Regions from separate parts of the Mus musculus genome. Here region 2 is linked to region 1. A link is a loop called in an ENCODE intact Hi-C map of the cell type or tissue named here. Cell type or tissue: left cerebral cortex. All regions are shown on one strand. Links, peaks and the distances in the headings refer to the core of each region. The heading gives the core; the rest is flanking DNA.

Evidence for each region. Peaks named below come from ENCODE experiments on the same cell type or tissue, not always from the same donor. Only the 100,000 strongest peaks of a DNase experiment are listed, where the experiment ranks them.
Region 2: a loop joins it to region 1, with 2.1 times the contacts of the local background. A loop is called at or near these places in 4 of 42 quality-filtered maps.

The regions. Positions count from the first base shown.
Region 1 is chr4:155,093,274-155,098,641 of GRCm38, reverse strand. The region is part of intron 6 of Morn1 (MORN repeat containing 1); the gene reads right to left. Among named protein-coding and RNA genes, the nearest start is that of Morn1, 9.4 kb to the right of the region's middle. In left cerebral cortex, for the core only: CTCF peaks have their summits at 3,223 (motif pointing left) and 3,989 (motif pointing right); DNase peaks (open chromatin) are centred at 3,188 and 3,992; H3K27ac peaks cover 250 bases.
Region 2 is chr4:155,146,477-155,151,844 of GRCm38, reverse strand. No RefSeq gene overlaps it. Among named protein-coding and RNA genes, the nearest start is that of Morn1, 63 kb to the right of the region's middle. In left cerebral cortex, for the core only: no CTCF peak of the experiment used is centred there; DNase peaks (open chromatin) are centred at 1,091 and 2,825; H3K4me3 peaks cover 995 bases; H3K27ac peaks cover 1,555 bases.

The sequences.
Region 1 (5,368 bases), core at 189-5,188:
CAAGCAAACACCCTAGTATGTGTAAAAGGACACCCAGGATAAGAGGGAGGCATCTGCTCTGTGACTGCTACAGTGACCCCAGTGAGTGAAGCTCAGTCTCACTCCCGCCCTGCTCTGCCACAGCTGCACCCACTCACGACGGTGAGCACACTAAGTGTGATGCACTGCAGGAAAGGAGCCCTCGGCCCCCCTCACTGTGGGACACATCTCCAAGTTAACCCATGCTCTTTTGTTCCCTATACTTGGATTAATAGAGGCTCTGTGGTGGCCATGCCATAGACGTGGGTTTGGGTGCAAGTCCATCCTGACCAGAAGTTCACCTCTTTGCTCTTGCTCATCTTGGTACTTCCTGGGGTGAACAAGCCCCAGGCCGCTTTTGAGTGGGCTCCCAAGATGTCAGGCCCTTTCTGAGTTAGCCTCCACGGTGTTATGGTGTGGAGGAGGCAGTTATCACCGACCACGGCTAAGCCTCGCACCCTCTGCCCCCCTCGGGTGATGCCACCTGTGAGGGGTTATCTGGGCTCTCCTCCTGGGCTTGCAACTGTTATGGACTTGATTCCAGCTTGCAGGGATGGCGGGCAGCTTCACTTGCATCGCAGTAACAGTAGGCCTGTGGGTGTTGGATTTGACTGGTCTTGACTATTTTCCTAGGATTTCAGAGTATTCAGTAGGAATATTTTGTGGGGACCTGGAGATGCAGTGACTAGTGCAGCAGTAACCATTGCTGAGACGGTTCCTGGAGGGGGCCATTGTGGGGAGCAGCTGACCTGCTGAAGGGCCAGCACTGGACGTGGGTGCTCCACACTCTTCTGTCGATCTTCAGTGGCAGAGACATGTCCTGGGTCGATGGCCTTTCCATCCTGCTCTGGGCCTTACTGGCCCAAGGAGGGCAGACGAGTGATATGGGAAGCAAGCAGGTAGCCACAGAGCCCGTCTTCATCTGCCTGCTGACATGCAGGGACTCTTCAGACATGCCAGCTCAGGGGGAAGCTGGGAACTGCAGCAGGCGAAGGAACCCATAAGGCTAGCCACCTGTTTCATGTATGCACAGGTGTGCCAGACAGCAGGTTGCCCTCTGGGAAAACCAACATGGGAAATGTTGATTTTCAGGAAAGCAGAGCTTTAGGTGACAGACATGTCCTTGCTGTGGGAGAGGCCTCCACCACATCGACTTGCTCAGTGTACCACTCTAGGTGCCCACCAAAGACACAGATGGAACCATATCACTATGCCCGCCACGCCAGCTGCCTTGGGAGCTGCAGACTCCACCTAGAACATCTGCTCAGGGTCTGGACTGATTTCTTCCTCACAACATGGGAATATTGGCTGAAGGAGAAATCTGATGGGTCAAGATCAGAAAAGCAGAGCTGTCCAGACAAAGGCTGACCATCCTGTAGTCTTCTCAGGATACACAAGACGCTAATGCTGGCGGGTCTAGGGGATGAGGGCTGTTCTGAAGGTGGAGCTTGCTCTATAGAGACACCTGAGGACGGAAGAGCTAGTAGATACCCACCTCATCTGCCCGAGGGTCAAAAGGAAAAGGTGAGACGTTTCCCTGCTAGTGGTTAACAGGCACATACCCCGAGGTGACAGGACAGTACAAGCTGGGAGGGACAGAGCACTGAGAGCCACTGAAGCAATGTCAAGCAGGAACAAAAGCCAGCTCTGTGTGATGACAGCAATGGCAGTGTCCAGAGTTCAGCGATCAGTTGCCCACTCCCAAACAGCTCATATTCCTTAGCATGGTAGCTTTAAACAGAAAATAAGTGTGGGTTGGGGGTGCAGAAATAAAAACCCCTGCTGGTTCCTTCAATCATGCAGCCACTGTGGAAAAATGCGGCAGCTCCACACACACAAAAAAAAATTGAAAATGCAACTACTGCATGGTGTAGCCATTCCACTGCTGGGTCCACAAACCCAAAGGCCTGCACGTGTATGCTCAGAGCACTATCCCCAGAGCCCACTGAAATGCATGAAGAGGGGAAATGGGACTTGTATGCATATGTGCCACTCGGCCATCGGGAGCCTCCTGCACGTGTTTCAGTGAGCATGGACTTGAAGCTGCGACGATCAGCAAGAACAGCCAGCCACTAAGGAACAAGTCTATCCACGGAGTCCCCGGAGGAGCCAGAGTAACTGAGACAAAAGAGGGGTGGGTGCTAGGGCTCTCAGGGATTGGGAAGTCTGGGTCAAACGGGCCAGTCTGTTTGTTTACATAGAAGAGATTGTGGACCGATGGTGGTAATGGCCACACAGTAATTTAAGCATTTAATGCCACCAAACTGGACACTTAAAACAGGACGAGATGGTACACTTCTGGTTTGTGTGTGTGACTGATGGCAACATAAAGAACAGTGGTGCCCGGAGGAAGCAGATTTGATGACTGTTCCCACCCCACAGCCTCCCTTGGCTGATGTCCCCACTCCATGCAGGTAGTGGCCCATGCGTGGGAGAGCTCGGTGCAGATGGTCATTGGCTAAGCAAGCCTCAGGAAACTCTGCCTCCCTTGGCTAATGAGGGCTGAGTGACAGCCCAGGGTTACCTTCTCTCACTTGGGCGGCAAGTGAGACCTCTTGCTGCCTCTGCAGCGCAGGTCAGTAAGAGTTGTGTTAGGCCGGCAGTTGTGGATACCCATGGTGTCTAAGTCCTGATTTCCAGATGGCGTCACCTGTCCTCTTGGACCTGGGTACCTTTTCTGTTCAGTGTCCAAAAGATCCAGGAAGAAAGTTCTTTAGCCTTCCCATGAAAATTAAAAAAAAAAAAAAAAAAAGTGGCTGGTTTGCGGCCTTTCTGTCCGAATGTGCGTCTGTCCTTTGGTCACTCCTTTGTGGCTGCTTCAGCTCATGCTATTGTTTTTCTGGTGCAGTCAGCACGTCTAAGCCAGAGGCCGATTTGTCCCCTCCCCTGGACACTGCTCCTGCTGTCCAGCCACAGGATGCTGGGAACTGGGCTATTGAGAATTGAGCTGAAGGATACACAACCCCCAACCCTACTCCTGAGGAAGGTACCTTTGTGAGTCTTGTGGAGTTCAAGGTTCTGACTTCAGGAGGAGAAGCCACGGCAACCTGAGCAGTTTTAGCCTGTGTGGCAGTCTTGTGTGCACTGCTTAGGCATTCAAGGCCTCCCTGCTGCCTGCCTTAGAGCCAAACTTGGAACAAGGATCCAAGGCTGGGCATGCTGCTGGTGAGCAGGTCTTGACTGCCCCCTGGTGGACATTCTGTAGGCTGGTGCAGATGAAAGTGAGGCACACCACAAATTTCAGGTTGCAGAAAGGAAGGCCTGGGCAGAGCCCCAAACCCCAGCCACGGATGGTTAGTGGCCAGCAGTGAAGAAGCCCTACTGGATGTCTGAGGACATGTGGAACAGAATCACCTCCGGGAACTGGGCAAAACTTTTCATTATTCTTCCTGCCCAAGTGGTGGTGGTGATGTTATCTTTCTGGGCTGTCAACGGCAGCTCATTCATTGATGTGATGGGTTCTGGAGGGACCCACTGGGGCAAGGCCTTTCCCAAATCCCAGGGAAAGAGGGTCAGGTATATGGATCAAGCCTGGGTGTTGAGGCCACAAGCTCTTCTGCCCCTTTCTGGACTGGGAAACCGTGTTTGGGCCTCCGTTTTCCCATTTATAAAATATGGCAAACAGTCCCTTCACAGAAGTGTGGGATAGTTCGTGTGAATCCATGAGCGGAAGGTTTGGAAGTATCTAGTAGGTAGGAGGTGATTGACAGCCCTGGTCTTCTTCCCTGGAAACAAGACCCTTGTGTGCAGGCCAGACAGGAAGTGAGTGACTCCTTTAGGTCCTCATTACCTTGTACTCTCCCATCGCACCTGGAAATTGATCCTGCTTTGGACAGGCTGTCAAGGCAGGACTTCTGAGGATGAGCCCCCAGACGGGGAGGAGCCAGAATGGTGAGTGGTCACAACAGCAGGTACAGATGGTATGCAGACTGTCTCAGGCACAGCTCAGAGGCAGATTCTAGGCCAGCAGGGGGCAGTGTCCACACAGACCCCCAACAGCCCTGACCAGAGCAGTCCTATGGGACAGTTTTTATGTCAACTTGACACAAGAGAGGATCATTGGCAAAGAGCAAATCCTAGCTGAGAAAATACTGCCACAGCGTTAACCTGAAGACAGTGCTGATGGCTGACTGATGTGGGAGGGCCCAGCTCACTGTGGGAAGTATCACCCCTCATCTGGTGGTACTGGGTGCTGTAAGAAAGCTGAACAAAGCCTTGGGGAACAAGCTAGTAAGTAGCGTTCTCTCAAGGCCTTTGATTTAGTTCCTGCTTCCAGGTTCCCATCTCGGGTTCCTGTCCTGACTTCCCCGTGATGGGCCTTTACCAGGCAGTGTAACGTGATAAAAGCCCTCTCCTTCCCAAGCTGCTTTTGGTGATGATGTTTTATCACAGCTATAGGGACCGTACTCAGGCGTGGGCTGAGATCTACCCAAGCATAACTCTTCTGTTCTGCACTCAGGGCTGGGCATCCTGTGTATACAGGTCTGGGCACCCATGCAGTGTTCTCTGTGGCCCTATAGTTCTGTGGGAGTTGTCATACACCACTCCATTTCCATTAAGGAGCCAGGCCCCCTGAACCTTTTTCCCTAGTCAGTGGACAGTGTCAGCAGTCGGCAGAGGGAGCTGAAGGCTCAGGAGAAGTAGGGTTTTGTTCTCTGAGGTCACAGCATCTGGTCAATTTCCTCCAGGAGTCCCCTCCCCCCAGTAGCTCTGTGGCTACCCTTCTTCCCAGTTCTGCATGAACTGGGCTGGGTTCATCCTGCTTCCAGGGGCCAGCTCCTTCCAGTTGTCAATCTGCCATTTGAGAAATCTGGAAAAATATGATCGCATCATCCTGGTTAACTATGATACGACGAGAAAGAAATGGCTGAGGAAGTCTGACTCTCGGGAGTCTAGAGGCCTAAACCTGTCCTTCCTTCCTGCTGGAACCCCCCAGCAGGTCTCACATCACTGTCAAGCAAGCAGCAACACTTGGGGTTCAGGGCCTCACCTGTGACAACTGGAATTGCCAAGAAGCCAATCCCAGGGCCTTAAGCTCTTACTTCCTGGTGGAGTTGGCTTGCCATCAGCCCAGGAGTGGTGGAACCAGGCCCAGCCCTGTCCCAGGACAGCCCCGACTGTAATCTGTTTCTTCTTTCGCCTCTCCTGGTAGCTTGACAGTTTTCCTGGCCAATAGCTTCACATTTCTCACTAAGAGCATTGGTGTAGTCCTTTCTCTTGCCCATGAAATCCACGGTTTCTCTTATCTCCCATTCGGACAAGCACAAGCATTGGGACAGACCTCAGTTTCCCTTGTGGCACAGGGCTCATCAGACTTGAGGACTGAATAAGGAAAGTCAGCCTCTGGGGC
Region 2 (5,368 bases), core at 257-5,256, 53 kb before region 1:
ATGGAAAACAGAGGTCTCTTGTCCTTGAGACACCTGTCTGTTTTGAGTAGATGTGTGCACTGTGTGTGCATGTGAAGGGCTGTATATCGGAGACAAGACTGACCATGGGCAGGTGCAGGCCCTGGGGCAGTACTTTATGCCCACTCTCTACCCTTGGGGAGAGGCCCAGGGCCAGATGAATTTGACCCCTGTCAGGCAGGGCAACAGGGCGAACATAGTAGAGATCCTTTGTGCTGTGTTCATTTCTGGCCTTGGACACGTGGATGGGACCCCTGCCTGCCAGAGCCAAGGTTCATGGATCACTGCAACAAGACCTTGGGGTCTAACCTCATGCTGCCGCCTACTCGGGATGGACAAGTGGTCCACATCTCTCTCAGTATCCTGTTTCTACAGTAGCCACTTCACTGCGGTTACTGGTGGTTGTTGAGGAAGTTGCCCCCATCAAGTAGTGGAGGTGAAGATCTGCTGTACTGAGGGGCTGACCGCCATCGGCCTTACCCACACGTTCTCCCTGTGGCCTGGGTTACCGAGGCCCCCAAAGGCTGAGTACTGCAGCTCCGCTAGAATCCCCCATTAATAGTGCTTGGTGGCCTCGGGTCAGAAAGCACTAAGGCCTGAGCTGGCAGCCCAAGGTCCGACAGACAAGGGGTTGTCCTCCACCCGGGCATCAAGGATGGAAAGCCCTGTTGGATCCACGGCCTCTCCAATGCGGTGTTCACCCACCAAACAGGCTTCTGGCTTCGTGCGGCCGTCCGCAACACTTCTCCAGGAGGAGGGAAGGGCGCGGCACAGAGACGCCCTGGAACCGCCGCGCCCTTCAACTTCCCACATTCCCGCTCCTTCCGACGGGCGGGGGCGACCCTGGTCTGCAGCTCTGCTAGGCTCCTGCTAGCCTGGGGATGAGCTGGCCCCGGAGGTGACTGCTGCGGGGAAGCGCGACCGCGCGGGCTTCCAGCGGTTCGACCGCAGTCCCAGCCTGCGGGATCATTCCTGGACCCCAAGTCCCGGCAGCTCCCGAAGCCTGGGGCCCGCGGGTCCTGCAAGGCATGCCCCGCCCACGGGCCGCGCGGCCTCCGCCTCGCCCTACTACCCGCGTGCGCTTCCCTTCCCCCGCCTGCCGCGGATTCCGACGGGCAGGGCCCGGGGCTTCCGGCTGCGAGGAGAGAGCTCGGCCCTGCGGGACCAGCCCGGCGCCGCCCCACGCGCAACCCGACTTCCTGCGGCGTAGGATCCCAGAGACCGGGGCCAGAGTCCTCGGGATCCGCCTCAGAGCATGTGTTCGTGGTCTGCATAGAAGGATCGCGCCCTTTTTGGGAGGTTCTCACCGGCCTTGCCACGGGGTGCAGCCTATGTGTTATCTAAAATGGGATCTGGTCGCCTTAAGCAACTCTCTGCTGCTGTCCCTAGTCACTTCACTGCTGCCCTAGCGAATGTCCCAAGACTGGATCCCGCGCCTGGAACCTGCAGTCCTACAGGCGGTTTCCTCTGCCTCCAGAATCCATCCCGGCAAACCCCACGGGACTGGTGAATGTGAAGTTCCACCTGTCACCTGATCAGTGTGCATAACACCCCACACTGGGATCGGAGTGTGTAGAACTCTACCCAGCCCTCAGCCAAGTCCCTGTCCCCATCCCAGGGCCAGAGACCACTTGTTAGAAGCAGGTTCTGAGGCCCGAGGCCAAGCCTGCAAGCAGGGCTTCTTTTTCTCAGCACCTGACTACCCCCACGGAAACTGATCCTCACAAATAACTCTCTCATGAATCATGGAACTCTTGGAGGAGCAGATGTGCCTCCAGTTGCAGAGGTCCCTAGGGAGGTTTGTCGGGGTCCTGGGAGGTGGTCCTGAGTCCTCGGACAGAAGTGTGTGTGGTCGGCAGCTGAGTTAAGGTGTGATTCCTGAAATTTATCTTAGGAATATTTCTGGCTGACAGCCGGGGACAGGATGCCCTCGATTGGTCCAGCCCCACTCTAACACCAACACCAAGACACTGGGCCCTTGGGCTATAGCCCAGGATCCCCATCCAGGAGGGGAGTGTTGCAACTCTGATCTTGGGCTCCTCCATGGAGTACCTGATTCAGAGGTCATGGTTTAGGAGCCTGGGGTGGGTCTGCCCTCCTGTATCTCCTAGCCTGTATCACACTAAAGGAGGGAGGTTCCCTGTTCTACTGGGGCTCCAGCTGCCAACCTGAGGCCTCTGTGTCCTGATTGTCTACAGGACAAAGGTGGGAGAGTGGCACCATTGCCAATGCCGTGAGGATAAATACAAGAGGCAACAGTGTCTGGCCATTGCAACAGGGCAGACAGTCTGCTCCTTAGGTTTCATTTTATGCCAAGAGGAGCCTGGACAGAGCCACTGTGTATGTGTGTGGGTTGCCCATACACTCTGCTGTCCCGTTCTTTTGTCTGGCTCCTGAAGACCTACACAGAACCAGCAATTCCTCTACCATGGGCAGTCCCTACCACACCTGGCCTCCAAACTCCACTGGAACCTCCCCTTCCCTCTGGCTGTGAGGGACCTGTCTGAGGCCGTTCCTTCTCTGAGGAAAACTGAGCAGAAAGGGGCAGGCTTGCCAGCTACCGCTGAAAATTGTCTCCTCCGTAGTGGTTTTACTGGGCTAGGCCTGTGGGCTGCCCTGACACTATCCAGGATCAAGGGCTCCCAGTGAACTGGCAGAGCTGGCCAGGCTGTAGGAACCGGTCTGGCAGGCTTGGTCCTGGAACCTCCAGGAAGCCCTGGCTGGGAGGGGCCCAGGCAGAGCACAGCTGGCCTCACACCCGCCTGGCACCAAGACCAGGCAACCTGCCCGGGCTGTAGACAGGGCTTGGGGAGGCCTCCCCTGGGAGTATCCTGAGTGACCAGCCTGACCAGTGGAAGAAGCTGGGAGGAGCTATGGCCACCTGTGCCAAACAGGCCCAGGGAGAAGGTGGCACAGACCAGGCTGTCCAGCCTAGTTCCAGGCTGTGTTCTGGTCATGCTGTCCTCTGTTGACCCCAGATGTGTCCCAGGTGGTCTGGTGAGCCAGCTCTCTGAGGTGCCTCTAGATGCTTGGGCCTTGAGGGGCAGGCAGGTCTTCCTTTGAGTCTTTCTCCTTCCTGTCTCCTTGCTTCCTTCTGTCTTCCTTCCTTGAACTTCCTTCTCTTCTATCTCCCATCCCCGTCTATCTTTGTATCTCACACAAGCACACGTGACAGTGCCCTGCCTGGATGCTCAGTATCTTATCTGTTAAGTGAGTGATAGGCAGACTGGTAGTGTCCTCCCTGGAGGGGTCAGAAGTTAGAAGGTAGCACTGGAGAGAAAGGCTTTGTCTGGAGTTGCAGCTTCTGGGCTGGGCTGGGCTGGGCTGGGGAGGGTGGTCCGCGCCCTCTAACTTGTCCAACCTCCTTCTCTCACTGGCCCCTGCAATTCCCAAGTGGGGTCAGCATGTTTGGAGTGGTGGCTTGAGATCTGAGGGCTACTAGTTCCCAGAAAGGAGGTACCTAGAGGCTCTGTCATTCTCCTACCAGGTCTCCAGGCAGTCCACAGATTGCTGCTATACTCACCTGTGTCAGCCAAAGAGGCTGACTCTGCACAGTTCCTGTCAGGCAGTGCTGGTGATCCAAAGCCATGGAGTCCGATGACCTAGTCCCTCCCACCCATGGAAGAGGGACTACCCAGGCAGGACAGAAGCTATGGTTGTTATTGTACTAGGCACCAGGTCTCTGGATAGAAGTGAGACCACCTCACTCTGGGAGCTGTGGCCAGACCTGTATTCATTCATCTTGGCCACAAGCTAAAGTTTCCCAGTGGAAACTTGGTACCCAGACCAGGACAGAGGGTAGCTGGGGTGAAGTTGCCCACTGGGCACGTGCTCCTGCTGGGTCTCCATCCTAGCTCTGACCATCATAGAAGAGGGGATCCCACAGGGGATGGGCAAACCTGGAGTGGGGCTTACTGGCTGGCAAAGCCTGAGTCCTGGGAACTATACCCCTAGCCACCTTCTGAAATGAGCCCTCTCAATCCCAGGATAGTGAGGGACCCTCAGGATGGCATTCCCAGGCTTCAGTTCTGCCCAAAGTCAGCCTGACCATGTTGCTGCCTAGTGAGGCCCTGGGGCCTAAATGGCCTGTGCGCTGGGGGAGGCCAGTCACTTCTGTGGTTATAGGCTGTGCGCTCTGCAGTTCTTGCACTGGGCTAGGCTGGACGCCTAATCTCCTCACATAGGATTTACCTCAAGCAAATTATACCCAAGACCTGCCCCACTGAACTTTGTATGTGTGCCTATATGTGTAGGTATACATACATGCATGTATGTATAAGCATACATGTGTGCATGTATGTGTGGCTGTACATATGTGTGTGGGTATACATATGTGCATATATGTCTGCATGTACACACGTGCATGTATGTGTGGGTAGATGCATGTATATATATATATATATATGTGCAGGTATGTGTGGCTATACATAAGTGCATTATGCATGGACATACATACGTGCATGTATGTGTTGGTATACATATGTGCATGTATGTGCAGGTATACATATGTGCAGAAGTAAGATAATTCTTGAGTGTCATTCCTCAGGTGCTATTCCTCTGATGCCACATTTTACTCATTCATTCATTCATTTATAGGCATAATCTCTCAATGGCCTGGAGTATGCCAAGTGGGCTAGCCTGACTTGCCAGGGACCCCCAGAGACCCCCCACTCCCACCTCCCAGAGCTGACTGGGATTATAAGTGTGTATCACCACAGCAGCCATTTCTTTTCCTTTTGGGGGGCTATTTCTTTATTTATTTATTGTGACAGGGCTTCTCTGTGTAGCCCTGGCTGTCTTAGAACTTGTTCTGTAGACCAAACTTGTTCTGCTGGCCAACCTCAGAGATCTACCTGCCTCTGCCTCCTGAGTGCTGGGATTAAAGGTGTGCGCCATCACAGCCCAGCAGGGGCTTTTTATTTTTTCTGTGAGCTCTGGAGAATGAACTCAGGTCCTCCTGCTTGCAAGACAGATGCATTCCCAACTAAGCTATCTCCTCCATCCTTAATTTAGTCTCTACTCTTCTTTTAAGATAGGCTCCGTCTATATCGCCAAAGCTGGTCTTGAGTGGACAATGATCCTCTCAACTGCTGGGGTTACACATTACCAGATCTGGCGCTAGAACTCTTCTTGGGCATTCAAGTTTCATGTGCTTGGACCACTCGGCGGCAGGGCCCTGGGTGGAGGAGGGGTTGCAGACGAGAACATCTGCACCTGTTCCTGTCCTGGCCACATGGAGGGCCGGGCCAGTTCCAGCGACCACAGTTCTCAGAAGACCAGCAGTTACCGGTGCAGATACACTTGTCCAGAAGAGGCAGTGTGTCTGTCTGGATATTGTGGCTACCCCTAA